Linked DNA regions of Homo sapiens: region 1 is linked to region 2. A link is a loop called in an ENCODE intact Hi-C map of the cell type or tissue named here. Cell type or tissue: mammary epithelial cell. All regions are shown on one strand. Links, peaks and the distances in the headings refer to the core of each region. The heading gives the core; the rest is flanking DNA. Region 1 has its middle 44 kb from the start of GPR135. Region 2 has its middle 62 kb from the start of DAAM1.

What was found. Peaks named below come from ENCODE experiments on the same cell type or tissue, not always from the same donor. Only the 100,000 strongest peaks of a DNase experiment are listed, where the experiment ranks them.
Region 1: a loop joins it to region 2, with 11 times the contacts of the local background. A loop is called at or near these places in 20 of 110 quality-filtered maps.

What each region holds. Positions count from the first base shown.
Region 1 is chr14:59,414,029-59,429,372 of GRCh38, reverse strand. No RefSeq gene overlaps it. Among named protein-coding and RNA genes, the nearest start is that of GPR135, 44 kb to the left of the region's middle. In mammary epithelial cell, for the core only: CTCF peaks have their summits at 3,901 and 6,689 (motif pointing right); no DNase peak of the experiment used is centred there.
Region 2 is chr14:59,119,403-59,134,746 of GRCh38, reverse strand. No RefSeq gene overlaps it. Among named protein-coding and RNA genes, the nearest start is that of DAAM1, 62 kb to the left of the region's middle. In mammary epithelial cell, for the core only: CTCF peaks have their summits at 7,411 (motif pointing left) and 10,558 (motif pointing right); no DNase peak of the experiment used is centred there.

The sequences.
Region 1 (15,344 bases), core at 2,367-10,366, 300 kb before region 2:
AGCCAGGATGGTCTCGATTTCCTGACCTCGTGATTCGCCCGCCTCGGCCTCCCAAAGTGCTGGGATTACAGGTGTGAGCCACTGCGCTCGGCCCTTTTTTGGGTTTTTTTTAAAGGTATGAAGTCAATGTACTTCATTTAGTTTGTAGGAAATTACTTGGCTTCCCAAAATCCTAGATGAAAACTATATTCAGAAGTAGAAATAAATACACTCAAATATATTTATATAAAATATATTCGAAAGCCAACTATTTAAGCTTATATGTTTTTCTTTATTTCTTTACAGTGAATAACTACAAGCTGACTCTAATTTTAAAAAATAAAAATTTTATCTCTCACCAATTTTAAAATGGCTCAAACATCTCTCATTAATAGTTTGTGATAGCTTCCTTTCATGCAGGACCAGCACTCTGATTATCCTTCTACATGCCAGGCAGGGGGAGCTGCAGTGTGGAAGAATAAAAAGTAAAGACACAACTTGGTTATAAGACTTTTGTTATAAAAGTAATATACTTGTGACATGTAACAATGATGATGAACATGTGCAAAATGCTTGCATACAATCTGGTTTTGTGATTCTACAGATTCAGTATTAGAACATAAACCATTTCCAGGGAACATGAGTCACCCTGCAGTCCTATATTCCTTTGAAGGCAACTTCCCCTAGAGACATTAGTATTTTAGCTCCCTCCCACCCCCACGCCTATGCTCAGGTCCTCTTGCTTTTTTTCCTTAAGGAGAGGTATTTTTTGAGCAAGGCTAAAAAACTTGTCATGCTTTTTAAAAAGCCATCCCTACTACATTTTTCTTAGTCATTTTCACAGCCTAGCAGTAGGAGTGTCAGACTCTCAGTGTTCTCAGAGGGGGACACAGGAGGACATCATATAGCTTGACTGTTGCTAACTTGCCAGTAACTCATTCTGACTCAGTGAGGCCATCTGAGGTGACAGTCTGCTGTGGGACCAAAGCCAGAGAACCAAAAGACAGAGGTCACTCCATCCCAGCTCCCAGGGAGCAGCCTGACCTCCCCAGCTGCTTCATGGTCCAACCAGGGCTCCCGGCTGCCCATCCACGTGCATATAAGTGACTCTCCGGAGGAACACAGATTGGCCACAGTGGAACATTTTTCTCCCATGTTATCATCCATCCTGATTCTTCGGCTGGGGAAATCTGTGAAAAGTCAAGGATAGGTCTGGTGAAAAGAAAATTAAAACAAAATACACGCCTGCGCCTTCATTCTGTCCACGTGCCTTCCCTGGGCATTGCTCTCCCCACAGCTATATTTAAGGGCTTCATACATGGCGGTCAGAAGCTCTCTGGAGAAGTTCCCAACTATTGGCTTATACATGGTTTTCCTTTTCTCTGTGTGTGGTAGAAGAAATCCGTGGGGGGTAATCTCTTTTGGAATCATATGTTTCATGTTCCCATTGGACCTTGGGTTCAAAAGCATAAATAAACATTTAGAAGGAGTGTTTGCCTCAAGGTAGGACCGAGGCCTGCTGGCTGAGTGCACCCTGGGGAAGAGCTTGGGCTGCCTGACCTCACGCTTCATTGGATTTCCCTCTCTAGGCACAGCCAGGAGCACAGCAAAACTGGAAGGGAGAAACAGGGTGCTGGCCAATTTCATCTTTCCCATGAAAAAGTTAATGACATTCCCACTAAATGCGCTTTAACACCAGTCAGAGGATAATAGGGCTGGCAAAGCATTCGCTCTTTTTCCTAAAGAGAGTGGAAGACCCTAGTATCTTAAAAAACAAAAATGCAAGACTTGAGCCCATCCCCAAATAATTATAGACTCAAGTCAATGATAGTGTCCATCTGGTCCTGGCCCTTCTGAGATAAATGTGGCTGAGGGTTTTAGCAGAACAGCAGTGTTGTGATAAAGCAGTGCACTATCAATTTGTGCCCTGGTTTTAATAATCTACATGTACCAGTAGCCAGAGAATTATGTGAGACACTTTGAAAAGAATGATCAAAAACTGGAATTGGGCTTTTGCATATCTCTCATTTAATCTTCATAACCACCTATCAGAAGGTATTATTATAAGCCCTGGTTTACATATGCAGGGATTGAGGGTGGCATGGCTAAATAACTTTCCCGAGGTCACACGTACAGCAATATGAAGTGCTGGAAATTGAACACAGTGTCTGGCTTCAGAACTCTCACTCCTAACCACTCAGGAATAGCCCCAAGAAGCCCAACATGAAGGGGTGTGGGGGCTCAAGGGAGAGACCCTGACAGACCAGGGGCGGGCATGAGGGCTGAGACAGAGAAAATACCCCTAGGAGTTAAAACTTGTGTTCAATCTTGAAGGGTGGAAAAAAGTTAGAAAGGGGAAGAAGGGTCAGAAGTGAGAAATAGGAAGATCAACCCAGAAAAGGCAAGGGGATGTACAAACATGCAGAGGCCATGAAGAACATGGCAAGGCTGAAGAAAGCTAGGTAGTGCGGTATGCTCAGATGATTGAATTTGGATTGAAATGAGGAAAGAGGGTGGGGACAGAAGTAGAGGCTAGAATTAAAGCTGGACAACTTTCTAAGTCATACCAAAGAGAAAGGAATTTTGAAGATTGGGAGAAGCCCGTAAAGGATTTTAGGCAGGGAGCAGGGTGACAAGATTTGCATTTAAGGAAGATCATTCTGCTTGTATAGGGGATCACTGTCAGGAAATTAGAGCCCAGAGTATGGCAGCAGAGTAAAATGTGAGACAGCAAGACCAGTTAGTAGACGATGTTTTAATCTGGTAGGAAATGACAGGGGGTAGAGACTAAGAGAGTAGAAATGGGACTGAAGAGGAGGGAACTGATTTGAGAGATATTAAGGGAAGTGAAAGGGCTCTAATGATTGATTCAATTTGAGCGCAAAAGGCCAGAGGTGTACTGATGAAATAACATTTATGCATTTCATAAAGACATAACGGTGGTACTCATTCACATGGAGAGAGCAGGGTGGAAGAAGAGGACAGGCTGGGAAAGAGAAAGGTAATGAGAGCAATTTAGAACATAATGAGTCTGAAGTAACCATAGGGCATGCAAAGAAATATTCCAACAGGAGGCTGGTTAAAAAAGCCTGGAGTTCAAGAGAGAAACTTGGGCTAGGGAAACAGATTGTTGAATCCTCCAGTGGTTTTATTTATTTATTTATTTATTTATTTATTTTTATTTATCTTTGAGACGGAGTCTCGCTCTGTTGCCCAGGCTGGAGTGAAATGGCACAATCTCGGCTCACTGCAACATCCACCTCCCAGGTTCAAGTGATTCTCCTGCCTTAGCCTCTTGAGTAGCTGGGATTACACACCCGGCTAATATTTGTATTTTTAGTAGAGACAGGGTTTCACCATGTTGGCCAGGCTAGTCTCGAACTCCTGACATCAAATGATCCACCCGCCTCGGCCTCCCAAAGTGCTGGGATTACAGGCATGAGCCACCGTGCCCGGCCCCTTCCAGTGATATTTGAGGCTGTGGAGTTGTGCCCATTTTTATATTTTCTTCCAAATGTGCTCTCCATACATGCTTTCTGATGCTGGAGCTAGGACTCTGCAAACCTCATTTCTGCTTGACCGTTTGGCTTTTTCTTAGGCTCTGCTAATAGAGGGAAGCTGCAGGGCTGGAGGGAGGACAGGATGTGAGTCTCCCTGCAACCTCACTGCTTCCCTCCAGCAGTTGCAGATCATTCCAGTAACAGCTGTTGGGGCCAGTGTGTAGTTTTTTTTTTAACACTTGCAAAACCGGCTTCCTCTTACCCCCGCTTAGAGACACTAGCAGTGACCAACTATGTCCCCTCTTCCAAGGTCTGGGTCCCTCACTAGGCAGTCTCTTTTCTACATTCTGGTTTTAGTAATTCCAGCTTCTTCCTTTGTCCTTTCAGCCCTAGAGGTGGAGTTGCTTCCTGCAGGTGCTACTTTTGCCATGTCTTAGAGTTTTCTTTTCACTCTTTGGGTTACTTAGTTAACAACTTTATACATAGTTAACAATTCTTCATGTTAATTTATCTCAGTTAACATAACTGGTGTGGTTCCATCTCCTGACTGAATCCTGACTGTTACAGGGTAAATATGGGGATATCAAAGAAAAGTATAGAGAGTAATAAAAGAAGAGAGCTTCAAAAACAGCCTGGGACCACCTACATTTAAGGACCGTCAGCCCAAGATGTGGACCAGGGAGGTGGCAGGAAATCCAAGAGGGTCTGTGTCTGCTAAGGGAAAGAATCAATCAAGGAGAGATAGAACATTAATACCAGAGAGATAATAGTTAATGGAACAAGATTCCTGAGGGAAGTGGTAGGAGTAGCCTTGTCCCCTGGAATGAAAGGAAAGGAAAAAAAGGAATGAAGGTGGGTGAGGAGTAGATTAGCTTGTGAGCGGGGAAGTTGTCAGTTGAGAATAGGGATGAAGGGAGGTGGTTGGGTCTGAGGGAGGTGGAGCCTTTGAAGAGGATGGAAGAGAAGGCTGCCAAGGGCATCCCATGGGACAGCTCTAGGGCAAGGGGAGGGGAGAAGTCCGAGAACGTGAACTTTAAGTGGCTCCAATCCATGTAACCATGTGTGTTTTTTCTTTGTTTGTTTGTTTGTTTGATTAGGACATAGCAGCCCTTTGTGGGATGTTGAAAAGTCAGACAATGGGATTAATCTAGGGAAGGAGTCTGCTCCAAAGAGACCTAGGTCTCAGCAGGAAAGGGATGAACATGGGGGACCCTCGGCCTAGGTTGTCTAAAATATGAAGTGATGGGGGGTGACAGAAAAGAAAAACCCCACACAACTCTATGTGTGCTCATGAGAGTTTGTGTAGAGGTCAACTCTCTTCTTTAACTAAAGCCATAAAAGGAAAAGTTTTCAAATGTGCTCTGGCTAGAGGGAAGAAAATTCCCTACAGAGACTGGACACTAGTTGTAATCTTCTCAATAAAACCATCATAGTTCATCCTTAGGTCCAACCTAATTTACAAATTACTCTTGTCAAATGGCTTATAAATCAGTATATTTTAATTTCTTATTTATTCTAGGTAAGGAACCTCATTGGAGAGGCAGTATGATAAAAGAGCTCAGAAAACTTTAGCGCTCCTCAAATCTGAAGAATCAGGGATATTGCTGTAATGATGTAGGTCTTACTTGAATGCTATTTTACTACTTCAAATTTTGTTAGGGCTGAGATCAAGTCTGATAAGCACCTTAACTTAGGCAAATAATTATGGTAATAAAAGATTATGCCACAGTGCGCAGGCTTCCAAACTTTTCCAACTATTTTCTTGTAAATACATTTGTACAGGGGTAGTTTTCCCCTAGGACAGACCATAATTTAAAAAACTTGTATTCACTGCAGTCCTATAAATTACTGTTTCCCCTTAATGTTGGAAAGTAGTGATTTATTTTAGCAAAACTGCAGACCTCACTAAGGCATGCTTTATGTGTATGTACTTCCCTAGGGCAAGTGAGACCTTTTCAGCATATTTGGGGAAAGCATGAAAACTATTAAATTAATTTACATGGACATTCTTAAGTTTACTCTGATTTATCATATATTTTGCACAAAATGGCTGTTATATTTGCATTATCCATGAATAACTAAAATATACAATTTTTAATAATTTCTACATTTCTAGAATGGAGCTTTATTATTGCTAAGCACTTTCAATTTTTTATGTTTGCAATTTTGCTTATGAAATAATATTCTGTAATAATATATAGAGAGCTGGGCACAGTGCCTGGTGACTGTAATTCTAACAACTCAGGAGGCTGAGGCAGGAGGATCTCTTGAGTCCAGGAGTTCGAGGATGCAGTGAGTCATGATCATGACACTGCATTCCAGTCTGGGAAACACAGCAAGACCCCACTTCCAAAAAAACAAAGTTATATCAAAGTACTTAAAAAGTACTAATAACAATGACCCGCTCACTGACATGAAATTGATTTTTAACCCTTCTCTTGTCACAGATTCATCTAAGAAGAGTATAGGAAAAATAGTCACACTGAAATAGGAATTGATTTCTTTAATTCAATCATAGAAGCATTTGAAAATAAAATGTATCCAGAAAAACACATGGCATGATGAATTTAGCATAAATGCTGAAGTGCTAAATGGTTTAAGAAAAAAATAAAAGATCCAATGCCATGAAGTGCAGCTTCCCCACTAGCTGTAGTCTGAGGATTGATGCTCGCGAACTACGGGGTAAATGTCTGCAAGAATTGTCACAAATCCGGCAGAAGTTACTTAGTAGAAAAAACACAGGAGTCAGGCAAATCAAGATTCAGCTTCTAGCTCAGCCACTTGCTCGCATTTGACCTTAGTTAACTTTTCTTAGTCCTTGTCTGAAAATTGGAGATAAAGTAACAAAGTCTTACAGCCCTTGTGGGAAATCGCTGGGATTACAAGTGTCAGGTACTGGCACCTGGAAAGCCTGGTGCCAGCGCCTGACACTTGTAACCTCCTTCCCTTATGGTGACCTCCTTCCCTTATGGTCCCTGACTTCTGGGCCTCAGGTTCTGACCTCCCAAATAACCATCTGGGGAGATATCAGAAAAATCTTGCTAGCACTTAGGGGCCAGTGCTACTAACCATCCTTTGACTGGTTAAAAACTTTAAAATGTGGAACTATTTATACTTTAAAAGACCAGATGCTAAATGTGTGATGGGAGAAAAGGAGTTTATTCCCGAAGTTGTTTCTATCAAAGAAAAGGACAGTAGATGGCACCATTGATTCCCATGCCAATGCCTTGCCATCGAAGCCCCCAGGGATCATTACTTAATTTGGATAAATGGCTGAACGTACAGACTCAAAAAGCAGTTGACATAATCAAGAACATTGGAATGACCAGCAAGTTACTTGAAGCATTCAAGAGCAAATGTTCTTGTCAAAAAAGCTTGGCTTCATGACTCCTTTGCCATCACATCCTACCCAAGGGACTAGCAGTGTGATTAATCCATTTGACTGGTTATGAGAACCATCCAAAAATCACAGTGGTACTGTTGGTTCAGGAAAGGGCTCCCTGTGGCCTTCTCCAAAGCAGCTGTTCATTCCTCTGCTTCTCATCAGCTTGAATCTCTGCAGTACTTGACAGTTTATGAAGGGCTTTCCTCTTGGTAACCTCTTCAGACACGCAGGACTGGTCTCATGCACATCTCAGTTCCTGGTTCTCTTCCTCTTTACAGCAGTCTCAATGCTCCTGTAAGGATCTGTGTCACCCACCCCTCGCTTCCACCAATAGTTCTTGGCGGGTGACTCCAGAGTTTCTAGCCAGGACCCTTCTTCCGTGCTCTATTGTCCTTTCTGTCCACCAGACATCTTCACACACATGCCTCACAGGTACCCCAAATTCTTCAGAGCCAAAGTATTATCTCATTATCTTTCCTCTTAGCTCATTCTTCCTGGCTAATGACATTATTACTCTCCCAGCTATGCAGGCTCAAAAGTTTGCCTTCTCTTTTGCCTCCAAAATGTAAGCAGTCACTATATCCGCATCACCCACCTTTATAAAGCCTTTTGAAGTGACTCCTCATTTTAATTTCTATACTTCCTGTCTTATCTCAGGTCCTCATTACCTTTCCCTAGGACTAATTACATGGCCTTCTGAAGACTCATCCAATTTTATCCCATTCTATATGCTCCTGTCCAGCGGAACTCTAATGAGGTCGCTTTCTTACTCTAAAATCTCTGTAATTCCTTACTGCTTACGGTGGAATTTCCAACTTCTCATCCCACACAAGGTTCTCTGCAATATGGGTCCAACCTACTTTCTACTCTCTTACATCTACCTAGAATTCCAACCAATTATCTTGAAACTAACTTTTATTGAGCATTTACTATGTCTTAAACACTGTAATGAACATTTAAAATATATTATTGTTTAATCCTCACAGCATATGATGGCATTATTTTACCCATTTAAAAATGAGGAAACAGCTACTTGGTGAATTCAGGTAAATTACAGGTAAGAATTCAGATAAGTATTATGGCTAGTAAGCAGTATTGAGGGAAGTGAAATCTGAACTACCCATATAGACACTTTGCTTTGCTTATCTGCCTTTATTCATGTTATTTTCTTTCAGTTTCCAGTGTTCTCTCCACATACATTTATATATCAAAATCTTACTTATCTGCCAACACTCATGTCAAATGCCACTTTTTCCTTGAGGTCTCTCTTCATGTCTCCAACTGATGGTGCTTTGTCCTTCATCTGAGTAGCCACGCGCTAATGCGTGCCTGGCATTAGTGATTGGTGAGTTAGTCTAGTCTCATCCTCATCACTGGATCGTGGTCTTTGTAAGGAAAGTAACCATGTTTGCGTGATATTTTTACCCCCTGCACTAATCAAATAATAGATGCTCAGAGTTGAAATAAATTGTCTCTTAAACAGATGAGGTGCAGCATTAATGTCAAAATAATGGCAAACACTCTCTGTATTGCAGTCTGTGTATTCCCTGAAAACCATGGCATTCTATCTAGCAATTAAACAATTAATATAACACAAAAGAGGTGAGAGTGTCTTGCTAAAGATTGACTTTTGACATTAAATACTTCGTTTTTGTGGTTTGTACATCTGAATAACATAGAGACTTCCTTAGATAATCAATGGACACAATTGCTGACTGATTGATTTTTCTTCTATAAGTGATAGGTTGTTACCCAGTTTTTGTTTTGAGCAAAAGAATTAGGTAGTAATGTTGTCCACAAAATGGACTCTTCTCTAAGTCCACACATTTTCCTGTGTTCGTCAGTTGTAAAATCTGGGGGTATCCTTGTTCAACATTGAAAAACAGTCGAAATGATATGACCCAGCAAGTCTACCCCATATGAAACATATGAGAACACGTGTCCACACAAAAATTTGTGCAGCATTACTCATAACAGTCAAAAAGTGGAAACAACCTAAATGTCAACTAACTGACAATGGATAAACAAAAGTGGGGTATTATTCAGCAATAAAAAGGAATGAAATGTTAATACATACTGCAACGTCGGTACACTGTGAAAACATGCTAAGGGAAAGAAGCTAGTCACAAAAAAATGACATATTATTTCATTTACATGAAGTGTCCAGAATAGACAAATCCATAGACACAGAAGTAGATTGGTGGTTGTCTAGGGCTGGAGGGAAGGGGAATGGGGAAATTGAGGAGTGACTGCTAATGGGTATTCTTTTTGGAGTTGATGCAAATGCTCTAAAATTGATTGTGGTGATGGTGGCACAGTTTTGTGAATGTACTAAAAGCCATCGAATTGTACATTTTAAATGAGTAAATTAGATGGGATGGGAACTATATCTTAATAAAGTTGCTATTTTTCAAAAGCAATTCAAAATGATATCCAGGATTACCATGAGATGAGGAGCTATGCTAGTTAGCAGTGACCTAAGATGCTAACAATTTTGCTTGAAAGAGGAAAGTCAGCATTTGAGCAGGCACCCATCAAACTGTCTCCTCAAAACAGATGCTAAGGAAGCAGAAGAAGTGGGAAGAAAAAGGTATTTTGTTTTTTGCTCAGTTCCCTGGGACATTTTACTTTTACCAAAGATTATACTTTGGTTTAGATCAGTCAGGAAATACTTTTTCCAACATCTTTTTTACTCTCCTGTATCTTAAAAAGGCAAAAATGACTATGTTATTGTTTGGACAAAGGGGAACTTTTATTTTTAGCTTTGGTGTTAAATTGGAAAGGCGCTTAGCCCAAATGAGCACTTTTTTCAGCTAGAGACTTTTTTTTTTTTTTTTTTTTTAAACACAAACAGTTTAAAACTTATCTAAGAGCACTTAACAACTGGGCTGTACAGGGAGACTATAAAACAAGCAGCTGTGGTGTTAATGACTATTACACACCCTGGCCAGCTGGGACTTGACAGAACATTGGAGCACAGAAACCCTATAAGTGAATAATATAGGAAACAGTCTATAAATAGGAAGACTATCAGTTATTCGCCAAAACACACAGATTCTGGTGTGACCACACAGGAGTAGGAACACTATCAAGATTTCTGACAAGCTGAATGAAACTTGGGCACAAAGACAGCAGTCGAGATATTATGTTCTCCTGAGTAGATGTTAGGGACTAGCTTAAACCTCATCCCTTCATTTGATTACTTTCCAGCTCTCGAGAGGGGAAAGCAGGGCCTGGAAATCCTGGCTGCTCATGAGTGGGTGAGGGGGACTTTGACTCTTGAGCTGGGCTTCCTGGGTTCTCTTAAAACCCAACACTTTGGGAGGCTGAGGCGGGTGGATCACCTGAGGTCGGGAGTTCAAGACCAGACTGACCAGCATGGAGAAACCCCATCTCTACTAAAAATACAAAAATTAGCCGGGCGTGGTGGTGCATGCCAATAATCCCAGCTCCTCGGGCGGCTGAGGCAGAAGAATCGCTTGAACCTGGTAGGCGGAGGTTGTGGTGAGCCGAGATTGCGCCATTGCACTCCAGCCTGGGCAACAAGAGCGAAACTCCGTCTCAAAAAAAAAAAAAAAAAAGAAAGAAAAGATAAAAAAGGCCAACACATAGGAATGGGGTTGGCGCGGATCTGGTTTGCGGGACCATCCACTTGCTTCAGAGATGCTGAAAAAGTCTGGGGAACCTGGAGAGCCCTCCTGGCCAATGTTCTCCCAGCAGGGAAGTTTCATCCTGCCCTACCATCTGCTTCTTAGGGTGGTGCACAAGGCGGCTTGAGTTTCTCCCCCACTGAAGTTCTCGTCATTTCCAAACATACTTTGTTTGATACTTCTGTCTTTTGGCACATATTATTCCTTTTAGTTGGAATTTCCCTCTTCTTCATCTGGTAACCTCCAACTCATCCTTTTAAACTTGCTTTTCTGTGAAGCCTCTCAGTTCCCTTAGGCAAAATTAGCCATCTCTACCTCTATATTCCTAAAGCAATCTCCATCATAGCCCAGAAATTATGCATGATTCTTCCTCCCCAGACGATGATGAATGCCTCAGACACAAGGATTACATCTTATTTGTTAAAATCTCTATTGCTTAGCATGTCTGACAAATAATAAGTTAATAAATATTTGTGAATTCTATTAGATTGAGATCTTGATAAGCAGCCTAAGAATACAAAGGTGAGTAAACCAGCTGCCTGGCCTAGCAGGAGGAGAGTAAGAGAGTGTGTTTGTGTGTGTGGGGTGTGTGTGTGTGTGTGTGTGTGTGTGTGTGTGTGTGAGAGAGAGAGAGAGAGAGAGAGTAAGTAAAATACTATTAAATTGAATAGCCAGAGACAAAAGACCGACTCTCTTTAATGGGAGTAATTCTAGGCACCCAGAGAAGAGAGATTGGTTCAAATCATACTATAGTGGATATATTAGTTTGCTAGGATTGTAATAACTAAGTACCTTAGACTGGGTGGCTTAAACAGCAGAAATTCATTTTCTCACAATTCTGGAGGCTGCATACAAATTCAAGACCTGTCTGCTGGCAGGGCTGGTTTCATTCTGAGGCCACTCTCCTAGGTTTGTACATGGATGTCTTCTCTCTGTTCCTGTATTCACATGGTCATACCTTGGTCTGTGTGTGTCTGTGTCCTAATCTCCTCTCCTTATTAGGATGCCAATCATACTGGATTAGGACTCACCCCAGTCATCTCATTTAATCTTAAGTATCTCTTTAAAGGACCGGTTTCCACAAAAACACAGTCACATTCTGGGGTACTGAAGGTGAGGACTTTAACACAAATTTTGGAGGGGAGCTTCAATTCAGCCAGTAACACTGGGTAACTACTTTGCCTGAAGTTAAGGCCTGCCTTGTGGATCAACTGCATACTCGTACCTTCCTTGGACTTGATCTTCAAATCTAAGCAATGTTGACAGGGCCCCTGTAAGCACACGATTCGATGTAATTGGAACTGGCAAATGCGGAGGCTGATGTTAATGCAGACTCCAGCTCTTCTCAGTGCTGCATTTGATGGAGAGACCTAGCCTGGGGGACCTTTGCCAGGATGTCAAAAGGTAGGTACATGGTCTCTGACTTGACAAGCTGCAGTCTGTGTGGGCTGCTTTTGTACGACAAATGAATATGCGTTGGAACATTCTGTGCCAGCATGTTCAGCAGCACACAGTACCAAACCATAAGCCTAGAGAGAGAGAGAGAGAGAGAGAGAGAGAGAGAGAGAGAGAGAGGAGAGAGAGAGAGAGAGAGAGAGAGAGAGAGAAGAGAGAGAGAAGAGAGAGAGAGAAGAGAGAGAGAGAAGAGAGAGAGAATGCGCTATTGTCTCTGCACCATCCTTACAAACTAGAGTCACGCTCAGCTAAAGGAATCCATCCCGAGCACTAGACTGAAAGCTAGGCTGATGGCAGCAGCACATCATTCAAGGAGTTCTGCCTCCAAGTGCAGATGTTCATTTCCAAATGGAAAAAAAGAATCGTCATACTATTCTGAAACTATTCAGAGTAGATTCCTCATGGAAAGAGCAACTGGAGTCATTTCCTGAAATAAAATAAGTTTAGGTTTATAAGGTTGACACTCCGGAGGTGTTCTTCCCCTCCCTTAGTTTACTATTTCTCTAAGTGAGGTACTAGGCCACCTATGTTGGACTCATATGCGGTTATTAATCAAAATGCAAATTTCTGTGCTGCCCTACCTTGTGCTGACTGAGTCAGAATCTCTAGGTGGACCTAGGAATCTTAATTTCTATTCTTGTCTCAGGTCATTCTTAGGCATACTAACATGTGTGAGCCACTGATTTAGTAACTGCCTGGAAGTGTAGGAGGGGCACCACCAGGTGAGTAGTTTTGCCTGATCCACCAGATTTGCCATGGATGTGGCTTGCTAAGACTCTGAGAGACTCAGACAGCCAGGAGGCCAGTGCCTGGTAGAAGGGTGCCACCAACTCAGCTCCTGATGCACTCCAGAGATCTGCCCACAGCTCCATCTTCTCTCTCCTCCCTTGGTTCTTCGAAGTCACACCTTGGATGATCCCTCATTTAAAAAAAGAAGTGCCTAAAAGTTGTTTAATCCTGATATTACTCAACATTGATGATGGCGTGGTTAGTAGAAGGGAACTCTCACACCCAACTGCTGGGAGTGTAAACTGGGAGGATCCTTTCCAGAAGGCATTTTGGTAATCTATGGTGAGAAACTATGAATTCTATTTCTAGAAATGAGCCACAAGGGAAAAACTCTATTAAAGGAAAGATTCTATTGAAGATTTACATTCAGAATATTCATCAGAGCCTCATTTATAATAGTGATACATGTTCAACAGACACGTAACTGGTCAAATTCAAAAAATTAAGATATTAGGAAGTCATCTAGGTTGTCACATGTGTATTCCAATCTGCTATGGCCACCGAGCTGTAAGACTCCCAGCTGGAACATGGGCAACCACTCCATCCCTAATGTAACTGACTCTATTTGGAAATCCTTCAATTTTCAGATGACATTAGCTCATGTATTAAAATAAAGTAGAAAGAGAAACCTGGTTTTGAGAAGAGAGGACAGGTGTCTGCTGTTAAATAGTGGATTACATTGCATCTCAAGCCCAAAAGTTCACATATCAGATTTGAGCCTCTACTTCTTTTCATAAAGACATTTGGATTCTTGCCTTTCGAAAGAGGGATGGTATGAGAAATAGGGGATTTATCTGTTTTGGTGAGCTTCTTTAGATTTAGTTTTGAATTTGGAATGGTCTCTTTAAATTTTATAAACTTCAAATTCAAAAAACCTAAAGAATAAATTATTGAACAAACCTCTTTTGACAGGCATGGAATAGACAATAATAAAATTTGCTAACATTAAATATGTACACAAGCAAATGTGCCATTGTACATTTACAACTTGGTGACAATAAGTTTTTTTTGTTTTATTATTATACTTTAAGTTCTAGGGTACATGTGCACAACATGCAGGTTTGTTGCATATGTATACATGTGCCATGTTGGCGTGCTGCACCCATTAACTCGTCATTTACATTAGGTATATCTCCTAATGCTATCCCTCCCCCCTCCGCCCACCCCACAACAGTCCCCGGTGTGTGATGTCCCCCTTCCTGTGTCCAAGTGTTCTCATTGTTCAATTCCCACCTATGAGTGAGAACATGCGATGTTTGGTTTTTTGTCCTTGTGATAGTTTGCTGAGAATGATGGTTTCCAGCTTCATCCATGTCCTTACACAGGACATGAACTCATCATTTTTATGGCTGCATAGTATTCCATGCTGTGTATGTGCCACATTTTCTTAATCCAGTCTATCATTGTTGGACATTTGGGTTGGTTTCAGGTCTTTGCTATTGTGAATAGTGCTGCAGTAAACAAATGTATGCATGTGTCTTTATAGCAGCATGATTTATAATCCTTTGGGTATATACCCAGTAATGGGATGGCTGGGTCAAATGGTATTTCTAATTCTGGATCCCTGAGGAATCGCCATACTGTCTTCCACAATGGTTGAACCAGTTTACACTCCCACCAACAGTGTAAAAGTGTTCCTATTTCTCCACATCCTCTCCAGCACCTGTTGTTTCCTGACTTTTTAATGATCACCATTCTAACTGGTGTGAGATGGTATCTCATTGTGGTTTTGATTTGCATTTCTCTGATGGCCAGTGATGATGAGCATTTTTTCATGTGTCTTTTGGCTGCATAAATGTCTTCTTTTGAGAAGTGTCTGTTCATATCCTTCACCCACTTGTTGATGGGCTTGCTTGTTTTTTTCTTGTAAATTTGTTTGAGTTCTTTGTAGATTCTGGATGTTAGCCCTTTGTCAGATGAGTAGATTGCAAAAATTTTCTCCCATTCTGTAGGTTGCCTATTCACTCTGATGGTAGTTTCTTTTTCTGTGCAGAAGCTCTTTAGTTTCATTAGATCCCATTTGTCAATTTTGTCTTTTGTTGCCATTGCTTTTGGTGTTTTAGACATGAAGTCCTTGCCCATGCCTATGTCCTGAATGGTATTGCCTAGGTTTTCTTCTAGGGTTTTCATGGTTTTAAGTCTAACATTTAAGTCTTTAATCCATCTTGAATTAATTTTTGTATAAGGTGTAAAGAAGGGATCCAGTTTCAGCTTTCTACATATGGCTAACCAGTTTTCCCAGCACCATTCGTTAAATAGGGAATCCTTTCCCCATTTCTTGTTTTTGTCAGGTTTGTCAAAGATTAGATGGTTGTAGATGTGTGGTATTATTTCTGAGGGCTCTGTTCTGTTCCATTGGTCTATATCTCTGTTTTGGTACCAGTACCACGCTATTTTGTTTACTGTAGCCTTGTAGTATAGTTTGAAGTCAGGTAGCATGATGCCTCCAGCTTTGTTCTTTTGGCTTAGGATTGACTTGGCAATGTGGGCTCTTTTTTGGTTCCATACGAACTTTAAAGTAGTTTTTTCCAATTCTGTGAAGAAAGTCATTGGTAGCTTAATGGGGATGGCATTGAATCTATAAAT
Region 2 (15,344 bases), core at 3,987-11,986:
GATCATATCAAATGTCCCTGGAGGTGTAAAATTGTCCTTGGTTGAGAACCACTGCATTTACCTTAAACTCAGTCTCTTTGGGGGTACCTAGTCATTTTGTTTCACCTCATCTTCCTTTTCCTTCCCATCTCCCTGGGAGTGGTCAGAGGCTCTGGAGGACTTATGCATAACCTTGACATTCTCAGAGAAACCTTTGATCTGCAATTACTTCTCCACTGGCATTCACTGTTGCTGTCACTCAAAGCCTGTTCTCACAACAGGCTCACTGCAGGACCATTGCTCTGCTGGGTTTTGGCGTCTCCCCTGTTGCTTTCCCATAGTTCCTGCCTCAACATTGGCCGGTGGCTGTCTAGCTTCTGAAACTCAGCAAAATTTTTCCGTCTCAACTCTGACTGTGGCTGCCCATCCCACAGCCTCTACTGTGAGAATCTCCCTTTCTCTTCTGCAAGTTGATATTTTAGTTCGCTCTGTGCTCACTCAAGTCCCTGATCACTTGCAGGGGCTCCTTCAAGGTGGCATCTGTGTATGAGGTGGGGTCTCATCTCCTTTCTCCTTGAACCTGACTCATCCTTTCCATTTTAGTGCAGCTACTCCATGTTGGCATGGGGTGCCCTGGAAGGCAGCTTCCTCCCAGCAATTCAGACACAAAGTCCTCTGCTGTCTTGTCTTCCTGCATCTTCCTGAAGGTTTCCATCATCCCTTCTTTTCTAGGGTTTTGGACCCAGAGGGAGCAGCATGTGGAACCCTCTTACAGAGACCACATCACTAACTCCCTTTAGCTGGTTGACTCCCCATGTTCTCTCCAGCTCCCTCCCTCAAGTCTTCTTATCATCTCTCTATATTTTGGGACGAGTTCTTTTGCAATCAGAGATTAGACTTTGTTGTAAAACACTATGTTCTGAGTGCTTCATGTATTTTTCCTTCTGGAGCTTAAGAAACCTTCCCCCAACCTCCTTCAAATCTGTCTCTGCCATAGGCCTAAAACCTATTTTGGAACTCAACATAGGCTTTCGAGCCCATTATTCGATTCTTTCGTTCATGCTGGGATTTTTGGTGTTCCTTCTTCATTGGGATAATAAGCCCTAGCGTTAAGGTTCGGTAGAAACGACAGAAGTACTGGACAATAAAAAGAACTTGCCAAGAAGAAAAAATATATAAACTATTATTCCACTACCTATGACTGATTGTTTAACTTTTGCACTTCCTTTTGCGAAAGCCCTGTTCAGGGCTCACCAAATATTTCATTTCCATCAGAGCTTAATCTTTGCAGAGGAAGAAGTTAATACTACCTATTGCTGACTTTGAATGGGAGTTTGGGGATATGAGGGTCACAGAGAGATGATTACTGCCCCCTTCCTCCAAACTGTGGAGCTGACCACGCCATAAAACAGTTTCAGTCATCAGGAATGAGCTTTGAGAGGAACCACTGGTGTAGAACTTTCAGTCTATGTGGACATAACCAATAAAAAATTTGGAGGGGGTGTAAAGTGTATGTATATGTGTTTAAAATGTTATTGGCAAAGCCTGGTTGTTTTACTGCCAGTAATGGTCATTCATTTTTTCCCCTATAATTCTATTCAGCTTCATTCTGGACTGATTCAAATAGGAAGCCGACACGATGTCAACCAAAAATCATTTTAATCTCCAAGTCCCATAAAACAATATAAAATACTCATATAACTCACTTTCCTGGAATGAAGTTTATAGCAACTAAAGTGCTTCCAATTTTATTTTTAGAAACTGGTTCATGCATTTTACATTGAATTAAGTCTAGTTCTTTTCTGTGACAGTTGGAGAGATATTTTAAATCTCAGCCAGTGGGCAAAGCATAATTTGTTTCTGATCTACATTTTTGCTTTGAAGAAACCATCAACTCTATTAATAAAACAAATGCTGTTTTCTTTTCCTTGAGAATCCACAACCTGCACAGCCTCTGCTTGACAATCTGAGACAAAATAAATGTGATAAAATGGATTTTATATTACAATGAGCCAACCTGACATGGAAGTCAAGGGACTGGTCCCGAAGAGTGACAATTACATTTACTGCATTCCAGAATCAGCAATACATTATGGTCCCTGCCTGCAAGTGCTTCTGAATGGAATTTCAAAGCCCTTGCAGATCCATATGTAGCCTTTCAAGATAAACTGTATATCAGCTGGTTCCTAAACCGCAAAACTACTGCCCACAGACAAAAGCATAATTTAGAAAAGAAACTCCCATAAAAATACACAGATGAAATATAGGTTGAAAATGGTGTGTAATTACTGGTACATTACTGGTCATTACTGGTGTGTTAAGAATCTGCTCTGATTAAAGAGATAATAAATCTTCAAGGAATTAAATAATTCTTAAAAGGCAAAATGACACTTAATGATGGATTTCTATGACCCACTAGGAAAAACAAAAAAAACACATTGTATGTGGGTAATTAAAAAAAAAGTTTCTTGAAAGACAGGATAAACACTGACTATCATATTTGCTACAAATGTGGAGATCAAATAACAAGTAAATCTTTGGTAAGCCCCTCGCCGTCTGGAATCAGCTCAGAAAAAACAGAAAGGAGAATTCAGAAAAGCCACAAGGATGAGAACTGTGGGCTGATAGATGACAACCCCCAAAATACAACTGCTGAAGAGGTTTAGATGCAAACCTCAAACCACTTGTATTAACTAATTGACCCTCAGCATGTGCCACTGATCAATCATTTACATCCTGACTGGTGAGTTCTTTTTAAATGATCGTTTTTATGGTTGTATTTATTTTTATTTTGGAAACTTGCAAACCTCCAGAAATGCTGAAAGAATAGGAGGATAAAAACCCTTATATCCTTTACCTACATTTATTGACTGTTGACATTTTATCACATTTGTGATACATTTGTGCACTCTTTGTATATATTCCCCCAATCATTTGTAAGTAAGTTGCAAATATTAGACTCTTCCTGTTCTACATACTTGAGTATGTATCTCCTAAGAGCAAGGACATCCTCTCACATAGCCACAATACTGTTATCACACCAGGAAATTTAACATTGTTATAAATGTACTGTCTTTTATACAAAACATATTTGCATTTCCCAAATTGTTTCCAAAAATGTTCTTTATAGATTTTTTTTTTTTCTGATCTAGGACCATCAAGAATCATGCACTGCATATGGTTGTCCTATAACTTTTGCCCTTTAATTTAGAACAAGGGTGAGCAAACATTTTCTGTAAAGGGACAGATATGAATACAAATATTTATATTTATAAATAACATATAATAATATAAATATTTTAAGCTTTGCAGCCCATACCGTCTCTGTTGCAGCTGCTTAACTGTGGTGTTGTAGCACAAAAACAGCCCTAGACAATATGTAAAGGAACGAATGTAAGTGTGTTTCAATAAATTCATATAATTTTCAAGTGCCATGAAATATGTTTCTAATTTTTTCCAGCCATTAAAAAATATACAAACCATTTGTAGATCACAGGTCATCAAAAGCAGTAGGTGGCAGGATTTGCCCTACAGATCATAATTTGATGATAACATATCTAAAGCAATCCTCTGCCTTTTTTTTTTAAAAGGAAACATTTTACTGAAGTATATGGAAATGCACACACTTTTAAGTGGAGAGCTTGACGATTTTTCACAAGGTGAACAGGATCATGTAACACAACTCAGAATAAGAAATAACTGTGACTTTATTTCATTTTTAAAAAGTTCCACTTATTTATGTTATGTATGTGGATTCAAAGGTGGTTAGCTAAGTGTGTTATTATAGAATCCTTCCAGAAATGGTTTTAACTGTTATTATTAGAGTCCTCATCCTCTGCAGTGAACTGAATATCTCGTCTTGACAACGATCCTGCCTTTTGGGCCAGGGCAGCTAATATGTGTGATAAAGTCATGCATGGAACCATTTCAGAAAATATGCCAATTCCTGCAGATTCCATGAATGATTTCACCCCTTTCTGTAGAGCTCTCTTCCGGCTCTCCGCATTACCTCGGAGGGTGCCCAGGCCTGATAGGCAGGAAGATGCTGCTTAAAGAATGGACTTAAGAAAAGGTAGACGTCAGCAGGGCCCGGGATCTGGGAGGTCTGGCTTTGTTCACAGGCTGGAGGGAAGCCAGGAGCCGTCATCCCTGGTGGGTAACTAGTTGATGAGACCACTTAAGACAGTTCTTTTACCTTGTTTGTTGCACTTTATTTACCATGGGGTGCAAAATTTCTTGGCTTTGTAAAAGCAAAACTTGGAAAGTTTCCTTTAGACATGTGAATGGTCACGGGATCTCCTCCTGATACGGAAATAAGCTGCCTCACAAGTTCCTAGCTTTTCTATTTACTCCAGGCATCTTCAATATGTTTATAATATTTTTAGAGATTATCCCTAGTGTGAAGTGGGGATTAATCCATTTTTTTCCAGGACACAGAGCCAAACATCAATTAGCTTTTCTGAAAATGGCAGAATTTCTTGGATGATATGTGTCCTAAGCATATTGATATCAATATGTGTCCTAAGCAATCATCCAAGGGCACATAATTTTTTTTTTTTTTTTTTGAGACGGAATCTTGCTCTGTCACCCAGGCTGGAGTGCAGTGGCGCGATCTCGGCTCACTGCAAGCTCCGCCTCCCGGGTTCACGCCATTCTCCTGCCTCAGCCTCCTGAGTAGCTGGGACTACAGGTGTCCACCACCACGCCCGGCTAATTTTTTTGTATTTTTAATAGAGACGGGGTTTCACCGTGTTAGCCAGGATGGTCTCAATCTCCTGACCTCATGATCCACCCGCCTCGGCCTCCCAAAGTGCTGGGATTACAGGCGTGAGCCACCGTGCCTGGCCAGACACATAATTTGGGAGAGGTACAATCAAATAAATGGTGGTCTCGCCTTGAGGCTCAGCATGTGGGTTCAGTTACTTTCACATGGGTGAATTTGTTTGAAGAAGCTTAATCCCAGGACAACGTCCACTGCAGATTTATAATATTCTCCTAGGAATATCACATTCATATTTCAGAATAAAGACCCCTCTGTAGGTCTAACTTTGAGAGACCTGAATCAACACTGAAGAACTGAACAGGCTCAGAGCCAGCTTCGCTCCTGGGGTTCTCAGGCCCTTTCTTTTTTTCTACTCTCAGACCTAATTTTATGTTAATATCCATCACCTCCCTCTCCCTTAAACTATTTCTACTTGGCTGAAGGCATTTAACTATTAATTCTTCGATTTTATTGAAAAATTTTTTTCTATGTTCACATCCCAAATAATAAAATGGCACAATTAAGCTAATCAACATGGCAAAGGATCTATCCCTACTAGAGAACAGAAACCAGTCAGACAGCACATACTGGGGAATTCCAGGTTGGGAAGCAAAAAAGTTGCCATGAATCCTGGTAGCTTCTTCTTTTAAGTTTGTTTATGATGATGCAGCTTGAAAGATGATTGGCTTTCTTCTTGTAATTTATGATACAACAAGGTTATCCGTTGTTAAGTGAATCCCTTTCTCTGGCTTTCTCATTTAGCTCATGTTTCCAGGATCAAAGCATCATAAATAACCAATGATGAAAAACACCACCTAAACATCAAGAGACAATTTCCATAAACGTTCACATTAAAAATGCATGATTGGTATGAAGATTTAATTGTAGCCACAGTGTAGTTTCTGTCTTTTGCTGCGGTCATATTTTCCTTTGTGTTGTCTGTGCTATTTAACTTTGAAGCCCACTAAAGATGAAAAATGGGCATTCATGGAGCAGGCGCATATGGCTTTAGCTGTTCGGTGGTGGATCTGGCGTTTTCCCCTCTGTGGCATCAGCCTTTGTGTTCTCAGCAATGAACTTTAATAAAACAACCTAAAATCTGAGAGATGGTGGAGAGAAGAGAAAGCAGTAGATGTAAGCTGACTCTAGTATTTGTTTTGTCTGTAAATGTGGTAAAATAGACTAATGCACAACTAACCACTCCTCCTATCCCCACTATGTCATTTCCAGAGATATGTAAAATTGTGTCAGAGATATTCAGTTAATGAGCTTTCTGAGTCATGGTAGTAATATAGACGTGGTGTTCATACAGTGACTTTCATTTAATCACAACCAAACAAGAACCCTTGCATGATAGAGAAAAAGACCCTACAATAGACTACTGATTACTATTATTATTGTTGTTGTTGTTGTTTAGGCAAGCTGAGGAGAATATAAAGAATACTAACCCTTCTTTTTTATAACATATTAGTAAACATACTAAAATGTAGTTGTGAAATGGTTAAAGTTGTGGGGAATATAAGCAATATAAGCCTTTTTATTCTTTTTTTTTTTTTTTTTTTAATATTGGCTACTGGCCGGGCACGGTGGCTCACGCCTGTAATCCCAGCACTTTGGGAGGCCGAAGCAGGCGGATCATGAGGTCAGGAGATCGAGACTATCCTGGCTAACACAGTGAAACCCCGTCTCTACTAAAAATACAAAAAAATTAGCCAGGCGTGGTGGCGGACACCTGTAGTCCCAGCTACTAGGGAGGCTGAGGCAGGAGAATGGCTTGAACCCCGAAGGCAGAGCTTGCAGTGAGCCAAGATCGCGCCACTGCACTCCAGCCTGGGCGACAGAGCAAGACTCCATCCCAAAAAAAAAAAAAAAAAAAAAAAAGGTTGGCTACAAAATTTTGTTCAATGTAGATAGGCTGCTGGGGTTTCTGTGGGAAATGTCACATTGTCTAGTAAGCCTTGGGAGAATTGCAAGGCTCAAGTCAGGCATCCTACCAAGATCTCAGAGTTCAGAACTATTTGGCTCTCAGGGAAGAAGGGTTGAGAAATGTCCCCCTGGTTTCCGCTGGGAAAGGGCTACCTCAAGACTTGTTTTCTTTGCCTTCCAGCGCCAGAAATGTAAAGTGCTGAGATACTTCAAGTCAAAGAAGTGAAAGGGGTAAATAAAGCATGTCCATGATAGGCTAAGGATGAATAGAGACCTAAGGGTTAGATGGGAATTGACTAGTTTAGTGTCTAAGAGGAGGAAAGATCTAGAAGCACCTAATTAGATTGGGGCCAGGAATTTCAAATGAGAGACATTCTGATGATTTTATGAATATAGTTTTTCTTCCCAGGTATATCCCAAATTCCTTAAAGGCTTAGGTCCTTTATTTCCATTTGTCTTCTACATAGAACTTCAGCAGGAAAACTTGCACAAAGTGATGATCAATACATTTCTGTCAACTCATATTATACTTTAAAAGAAAATTATTTTGATGACGTTTTACCTCTGTGTATATTTTGGGAATTATTTGATATGAATCTTGCAGTAGATTGAGACCATATTGTTAATTGTAAATGGTATGTGTGAATTAATTATAGAATGGGTCAAGAAATAACCTCACCTAGTTTTTAATCCTGACATTCTAGAGCCTGTCTGACCTGTGAGATGTTTGGAGAAACAACACTGCCACCTTCTGGTAGATACATGTCATCTTTCTCTCTGCCCACCATTGGCACCCTGGCTCACCCACGTTTACATTAATAAAACCAAGTCTAAATAAAATCTTCGATAATAAGGCTGAAGATCAAAGGTCTGGAAAGAAGGCCTCCAGCTTGTACTTTTTTTTGGAAAGGGTTATGATTTTGCTATCAGAGAAAATCTTATCCCAGGCCTACTGTGATGTGATATTATCTTTAAGACTTAACTACTTTACTGGGTTATTCTAATAGACCTTCAAATGACCAGGAATGCTCCAGCCTTAGAGCTGGGGATGATGGGAGTAGTTGGAGCAAGAGTGTGGGGAAAAATTCACAGACATGTTGTGTCAGCCATGAAAAAACAAATGGGTGAGTAAACTGCCTAAGTGATGAACAGGTGAACAGAATTTTCCACCCTGCATTTTTGGATTGGTAGTTTATCTTGTTTGGTGTTAAATGTTTGTAGTCATGGTTACGTGACTAGTTCACTGGAAACCCATGTAGACCCACAGTTTTCTAGAGTGGGGCATATAGTAGGTGTCAATAAGAACTAGTTACATTAATTAATAAATGAGAACATATCTTTGCTTTTTTTTTTTTTGGGACGTAGTCTCACTGTGTCACCCAGGCTGGAGTGCAGTGGCGCAATCTCGGCTCACTGTAACCACCTACTGGGATCAAGCAATTTGCCTGCCTCAGCCTCCAGAGTAGCTGGGATTACAGGTCCATGCCACCACGCCTGGCTAATTTTTTGTATTTTTAGTAGAGACAGGGTCTCACCATGTTGGCCAGGCTGGTCAACTCCTGACCTCAGGTGATCTGCCCACCTCAGCCTCCCAAAGTGCTGGGATTACAGATCTTTGCTTTTATATTTCATCTCTGAAATACTCTCCTGAGAATGAGGCTGGAGAGAGTAAATTTTAATTTTCCTAATCTTTCTTGCTCATTCCCCAATCCAAACCCTACGGCAACTGCTCATAAACGTAGGTCAGTGCTAAAGAATTAGTTCTATTGATTTTTTTCACCACTTGATCCATGTTAGGAAACAAAATTAGCTGGGTGTGGTGGCACACGCTTGTAATCCCAGCTACTTGGAGGCTGAGACAGGAGAATCATTTAGAACTCGGGAGATGGAGGTTGCAGTGAGCTGAGATCTTGCCACTGCACGAACAATTGCTTGGGTGACAAAGGGAGACTCCGTCTCCAAAAAAAAAAAAAAAAAAAAAAAAAAAAAGACATTGGAATAAACAAAACAAGATTGATCAGGATTAATGTTTTTTCAAGGTAATGTTCCAGGTAATGCTATAACCACTGGGGATTATGTTCCTATCCAAATATGCACCTTTGTCTTTGACTAGGCTATTTTATAATTTTGTAGGGATCAAAGTTAACTTGTACAAAACTGATAGCAATGCAAATATGCCCATAGGCATATAAATAAATTCTGTCCAGTGGAAAGTTAATTGACTCCTCCCTGTCCACACACACAAAAGCACCAATTTTGTTTCCATTTGCAAATCCATTTCACTCTTCCTGATCTATAAATGTCTCTGCTTTTTGGCTTTCTCTGAACCTGTTGTTAATGAAGTCTTATTCTCTCAATCACCATGCAATTGAGCTATGGGATTTCATGTTGAGTTATTAGCTTCTACTATTATTTTACCTGTTACCTCATTTAATTAATGAGTTAAATGAAAGTTTGACATAAGCATGTTTTATATTTGCATGAGAATCATGATTGTTCCTCCTCCCATCCCCAAAGATCCTTCAACACCCAATATTAAGTAACAAGCTGAAGGAGAAGTCTGGGGGACTTTTCTTACTTGGTTTTTATGGGAGTTACATCATTGGTAATCCGAAGTTTTGTTCCCTTGCCCTCCCTGAAGTAAAGGGTGCAACTGAGAGTGACTGAGACTACCCACCTTCCCACGTGGTCTTCCCGTGTGATCACTCACTTGGTGAACCTGTGTTTGTGCAAAGCATTTCTGAAACTCCTCTGCTGAAAGTACCTACAAAATCTGCTGCAGAGTCTTCAGATTTGCAGCATTGTGTGAATTTCACTAGACATCAGGCTTTGGTATTGGTCAGCCCTACTTCAAATTCTAGCTCTCCATGCACTAGGTGGAAGTTATCAGATGTTTCTGTTTACTCATCTGTAAAATAGAGCCGTTATAGAGTGAATGAAACAATGCGTATTATAGCTGGCATGTAATATGTTCTCCATAAATCTTACCTATTATTGCTACGTAGAGAGAAAAACATGGGACCTCCTTTCTTCCTTGGTCCTGCTGACGTGTAGCTCTGCAGTAACATCTCTGGTGCTGATGTTTCAGGCCAGATTGACATAGACAGGACTACACCCATTTAGGCCTGTGTAGGGCCTGAAGGATCTAGGTGTCTGGGTGGATTGGATCAGGAAATTTCCTGGAGTGAGTAGACCCGGATTTGACCTTTCAATTTCTTGATTGTGGGAAAGTCAAGGCATGGTGAGTGGCAGACGGTAGCTAAGGGCAGTGGCCACGTAACAACTGCTATGGAAATTTTACAAATTTAATAATTGGTATGGCACTGCTGAGTAAAACAAAGCCCTGGGAGAGGGTAGGTGAGCTGAATTGGGAGCAAGGGGACATCTTTCCAGACACCCTTAAAGTGGATGCAAAGATGGCTATAGACAGCCAGGTCACCAAGCAAAGAACTTCTTTGCCCTCCTTCTGATGGGTTTTGTCTGATGGAAACAGCTAATATGGAGAATTTTTTCAGTTGTGGGCTCTACCATCCCACCCTTCTAATACAGATTTCAACTGCTGGTAGATTTTACTATTGAACCAGGACAGAAACAAAAAGGAAGCTTAAATATCACAGCAGCCAATGACACCGCTGTTCCTTTGAGACACCTCAAAGGTGTCAGTTATACAAACTACGTTTATTCACTCCTTTTCCCTCAACAAATAATTTCCATATAATACGAAGAAGTGACTCTGAAATTTGCATTTTAGGCAGAAAAAGGAAATCTGATACCAGTGAACCAATGTAAACGAATTTTTATTTAAAGAGGCTATAAAAGAACATTCTGGATATTATGTGTATCATTATTTTGGTTACTTTGCAGTGTTATTGACGTTTAACTTCAAATATCCAGTAGAGGGCATGAAAGGAATTGGTTTTGTTTGGGCTCACTATGCTGAAGATAGAATTTGAACACTGGAAATGAAAAAGCAAATGGATTATATATTGCAGCTTTCAGACAGGGAATGACAAGCTTTAGATATCAACCCAATATATACTGCAACCTTTCTTTTTTCTTATATCGTATCTTATATCCTTCATTTAAAATTACTTAATCCTTGAGAATTAGATTTAGCTATTGAACAAAATACATATGAAATCATTAAATATCACTGATTTGTATTCACATCTATTAGAGACAAACCTGAAGAATATACCAAACTTTAGTACATGATGACATAGTATCCATGAAAAGCAAAGTTCTACCCTCTGGCGGAAACCCTTCACCTTTAGAATGCAAGACTGCTCTCAGCATCCCCTTCCTGCTTCAGATCTCAAATCAGGCGCTGGAAGCAGGACAAGAACCTTTCACAATCAGCCTTGGTGCCAAGCTTGACTCAGGATTGACTTAGCAATTGTTGCTTTCTCACTCATTTGTGACTTTGGTGGAAAAACAGAAGAAAAGCGCATACCTCCACTACATTTAATGAGTGCCTACAGTGTGCTAGATACTATATTAGATACTTGAAAAATAATTTTAATCTTTATAAGACCCCTACAAAGCCAAATTTATTATTCCCATTTTTCTGAGGCTCACAGAGGTTGCAAATTTCATGGCATTTCCCTGCATGCTGGTCTGCTCTATTTCTCATAAAATCTTTGGGAAGTAAGAAATAAATCTTTATGAAAAGATTGGGATCTAGAATTCTTAATTTAAATAATAAAATAACAAACCAGGTCACTTCTATATCTATATATTTTGGATATTATCTTCCCCTGTATTTTTCATAATCCAGTCCCACATTTGGTTGATAATAATGTGTGTTTCTATTTTTGTTGTTGTTTAAATTTCTCTTTCTGATTAGCTTCTATAGTAGCTCTTCAAATTAACTGGCACCCCTACATTTTGTAAAACTATAAATCTGCTCTAGAGTGGCCACCTTGTCACTGCTCTTATATCGTTCTTTTTATAGATTTTATTCTTTCCTAGTGTTCTTCAGATGAGTTTTAAGGACCACCAGCATTTAAAATATTTTCAAGAGTTTGTTTAAAATAGAAATTATTGGGCCTCAACAAAGATCATTTGAACTAGAATCTTCTGGGCTGAAGCTTAAGAATCTGCGTCTTCACCTACTCCTCAGGTATCTCCCATACACATGAGATTGATGCGCTGGCTTAGAAAATGAGAATGACTGAGTTCAGGCAGCACTCAGTAAACCTTAGTTGTCAATGACTACGACTTAGGTTTCAGGCCACTTCAATTTCCATGTGTTATTTGTTGGCTACCATGCCAACCACACAGGTTAGTAGAAAAAGCATGGCTTTAGGAAGCAAATGTACCTAGATGTTGATCATTTAGCTTCAGTTTCCAACACTTGTAAAATAATGTCTAATTTGCAGTAATTTTTTAACATAAAATGTAATAATACAGATCAATCACAAAACTAGCACAGTATCTGGTCCATATTGGAGTCTCAAATAATGATAGGTTCTAATAAGCATGATACCCCATTAATTAAATACAATATTATTGCTTGGCATTTGAGAGAATAAGCCTCCATTTATAAAGTGAGATGTTTACTGGGAAAGCTTGTTATTATTTGCATTAAATTTAAATTCTAAAGAAAGACCATAATTAAGTATATCTTCTGGAAACAGTTTTCCCAGTAAAGTGATATATAAGTATAATTTGCCTCTTTTGTATATATACAGGTTGCCAGATTTTGGGAGATAATTCTTAAAGGATCTCTCACATTGCGGCATGTTTTGTGAGCAAAGTATTGGTTGCCATTTGTTCTGGACTGTCTCTTCAAGGATGTTTGTATAGCAAACAGCCTTGGCACATAGAATGTCTTCCCCTAGAGCAGGCATGCTTATTGCCCATTGGAAAAGATTCAGATTCCCTAAACTCAAGAATTCCTATCCTAAAATGCAACCGTGTTCAGGCTTCCTTCTGGGTACATGTGTGTCACTCCTGTACAGCTCAGGAGCAAGAGGTGCTGATTCAAATATGCTGACTCTCATGCTGCTTGCTCTGTTTGCCTCTGACCCAGGAATCTCATGTTTTTTGTCAGCATCCATGACATTGTGGCTGACCAGCTTATTAGATTTCAAGTTGGGAAAATTCTCAGACCCATTCATCGTCCTTGACACTATGTAAAAGTACCTTTAGCACAGGTTTAATACTTTTTGTTTTCCTAGCCTCAGTACTTGTGTGGTGAAATCCACAATGACACCTGAAGAAGGAGGTGACTTGACTCGGATTACAGAGCAAGTTCCAAGCTGAGTCTAACTCCTGGACTCATGCTTCCAGCTTTCTGCTCTTTTCTCCAGGCGTTGATACTTTGTTAAACATCCAAGGCAAAGAATATGCAGAGAGAATATGAGTTTATCAAGATAGGTAGACATTCTATCATGGAAAAAGAATGTTTTCTATTGAGTTATTGGGACTTGGGCAAAGCCATCCTTGGCTAATTCTTTTGCTAGCTTTTCCATGAAACAATTGATGGACTGTGCTTCTTCGGTGGTATTTTCATAGAAAATTCAAGTTCATGAACTGCCCAATGATATACAGCACCAAAGTTATATGATGAAAAGCAGAGTTACCAACATTGCCAACAAGCCTTGCGATGAATGGATGTGCTGAGCTAGTACATAAGGAAGGAATTCTGGGTCCCATTGGAATCAGCAGTGATGGAATTCACAGGTACTTAGTGCATGGATGGTGGGAGAGAGGACAGGTTATGTTTGGGGTGGATGGTGCTGAAGGCCACCTAAAATTAGGAGGTAAATACAAGAAATAATTTCACTCAAAATACCATTTCCTTATAAGCTGTTCAGTGCATTTTGGTCCACAAAAGAAAAAGTTAAAATCTTGGAAGTGAAAACAGCTGGAGATCATCAAGCAATCACCAAGAGTTTGCAGAGCACGGCAGCAAGAGTTTGGGACAGATTTTTGAAAACAGAGAACTCTTGATTTAAAGACTGTCAGGGAACTTGGCTGTGTTTTGGACATTGCCTCTACATAGGTCTTAGAGTTCCAGTCAATAAAATAAATGCATATGCTTTACTTAAGCTGAGAATATTCCTGTGCCAGTAACATTCTCTGGAAGGACAAGAAGAGTCCTTCTTTAGTTTAGTATAGTTAGTTCATCAGGCAGCTAGAGGCTCCAGACTGAACAGACATGGAGAGTACAAACGGTGCAAAGTGTCTCTGTCCTTGAATAGCTTACAGTTCAGTAAAGGGAACAGATATGTAAGTACATAATCACAGTAGAGTGAGATATGTGCAATAATAAATATATTTATAAGATGCAGAAGTAGATAATAAGGAGCATTAATTCTACCTTGTAGTAAAGAGTAAAGAAAAGCTTCACAAAACAGGGGACATCTATGTTGGTTTTCTTGCTTTCCCTATTTAATATGAGCCACTAGTAGACCCTTTGTTTCCTTCTTTTAATATGACCTAAAATGATCTAGTCTTCCCTGTTAATAGCATAACCCTCTTAAAAAAGTGCATGGTCTCTTTCTTCGTTTCGCTTCATGGAGGAAATAATTTAAAGTGTACAGTAAGTTTTTTTGCCTATTTGAAATGTTTTTCAACTGTACAGATTTAATAAATTGATACTTTGTGCATATGATTACACAATTTCTGAATGATTGTACAATATGAGTTATTTATCAAGACAATTTGCTTCTTTGGCATAACTATGCTGCAGACCAATTTATTTACTGAGTGCAGGTTCGAATTGAGCTTAACAGGTGAGCCACTGAAACTTAGGGACTGTGGAGATCCTACAATATCTTTTGGAACTAAAGTCTCACACCACGGGTACCTCTGATCTTGATGATGAATGTTCATTTGGGTTCCACAGAAACACAGAAGTTGCTAGCTCTTTTTTTTTTTCCCATTTTAGTCAGTGTAATCTCATGTACACTCTCCACTTCTAACCACAGAGGGTCGAATTGGAAGTGGATTCCATTCTGTTAACAGAAAAGCAATTACTTAACTTATAAATTTAGAAAGAAGACCTTATTTCTTATAAAGGGTTACAGTCTGCAAGGTGGCCATTCTGAAAGGCTGGGAAGCATAGCCTCTGGCCAAAGCCCAGACACAGGTACTGCAAGGGAGGGAAAGAGGAGACAGGAATTTGTGCTGATTTCAATTATTTGTGATAGTGCTTAGTATTTTCATAGATAATCTTCCCCTTTGCTTTTGGGAGCATGCTCTGGGTGAAATGCCCAGACACTTGGAATTCACTTCTTCAAAATTCTTTTACTTTTTCCTAGGGACTTTAAGCATAGCAACAACCTTATTTATTTGTTATTTCTCTTCAACTTCCTTCATCATTTTTTTCCACAGTTTGTCCATGTAAGTGTTTGAAGATTGACTTGCTCTCCTGGGAGTTTAGGTTAAGGGGAGATGGGTGGGAAAGGCATTCCAAGTAGAAGAAACAGGATGCACATACACATAAGGAATTTTTTAAAAAGCAAGGCATTCAATAATACTGGGGAACAGTATGCAAGGGGCTGAGCAAAAGGGGGGAAATAGGGCCAGAAAGGGAGGCAGGGACCAGTTATGAAAAACCGTGTAAACTATTTTGACCATGACATCAACATAGGTTTCTAAGGTGGGGAGAATCAGGATCAGATTTATGTTTTTAAAAGATTGCTGTGATGGCAATGTTGTGACTAAG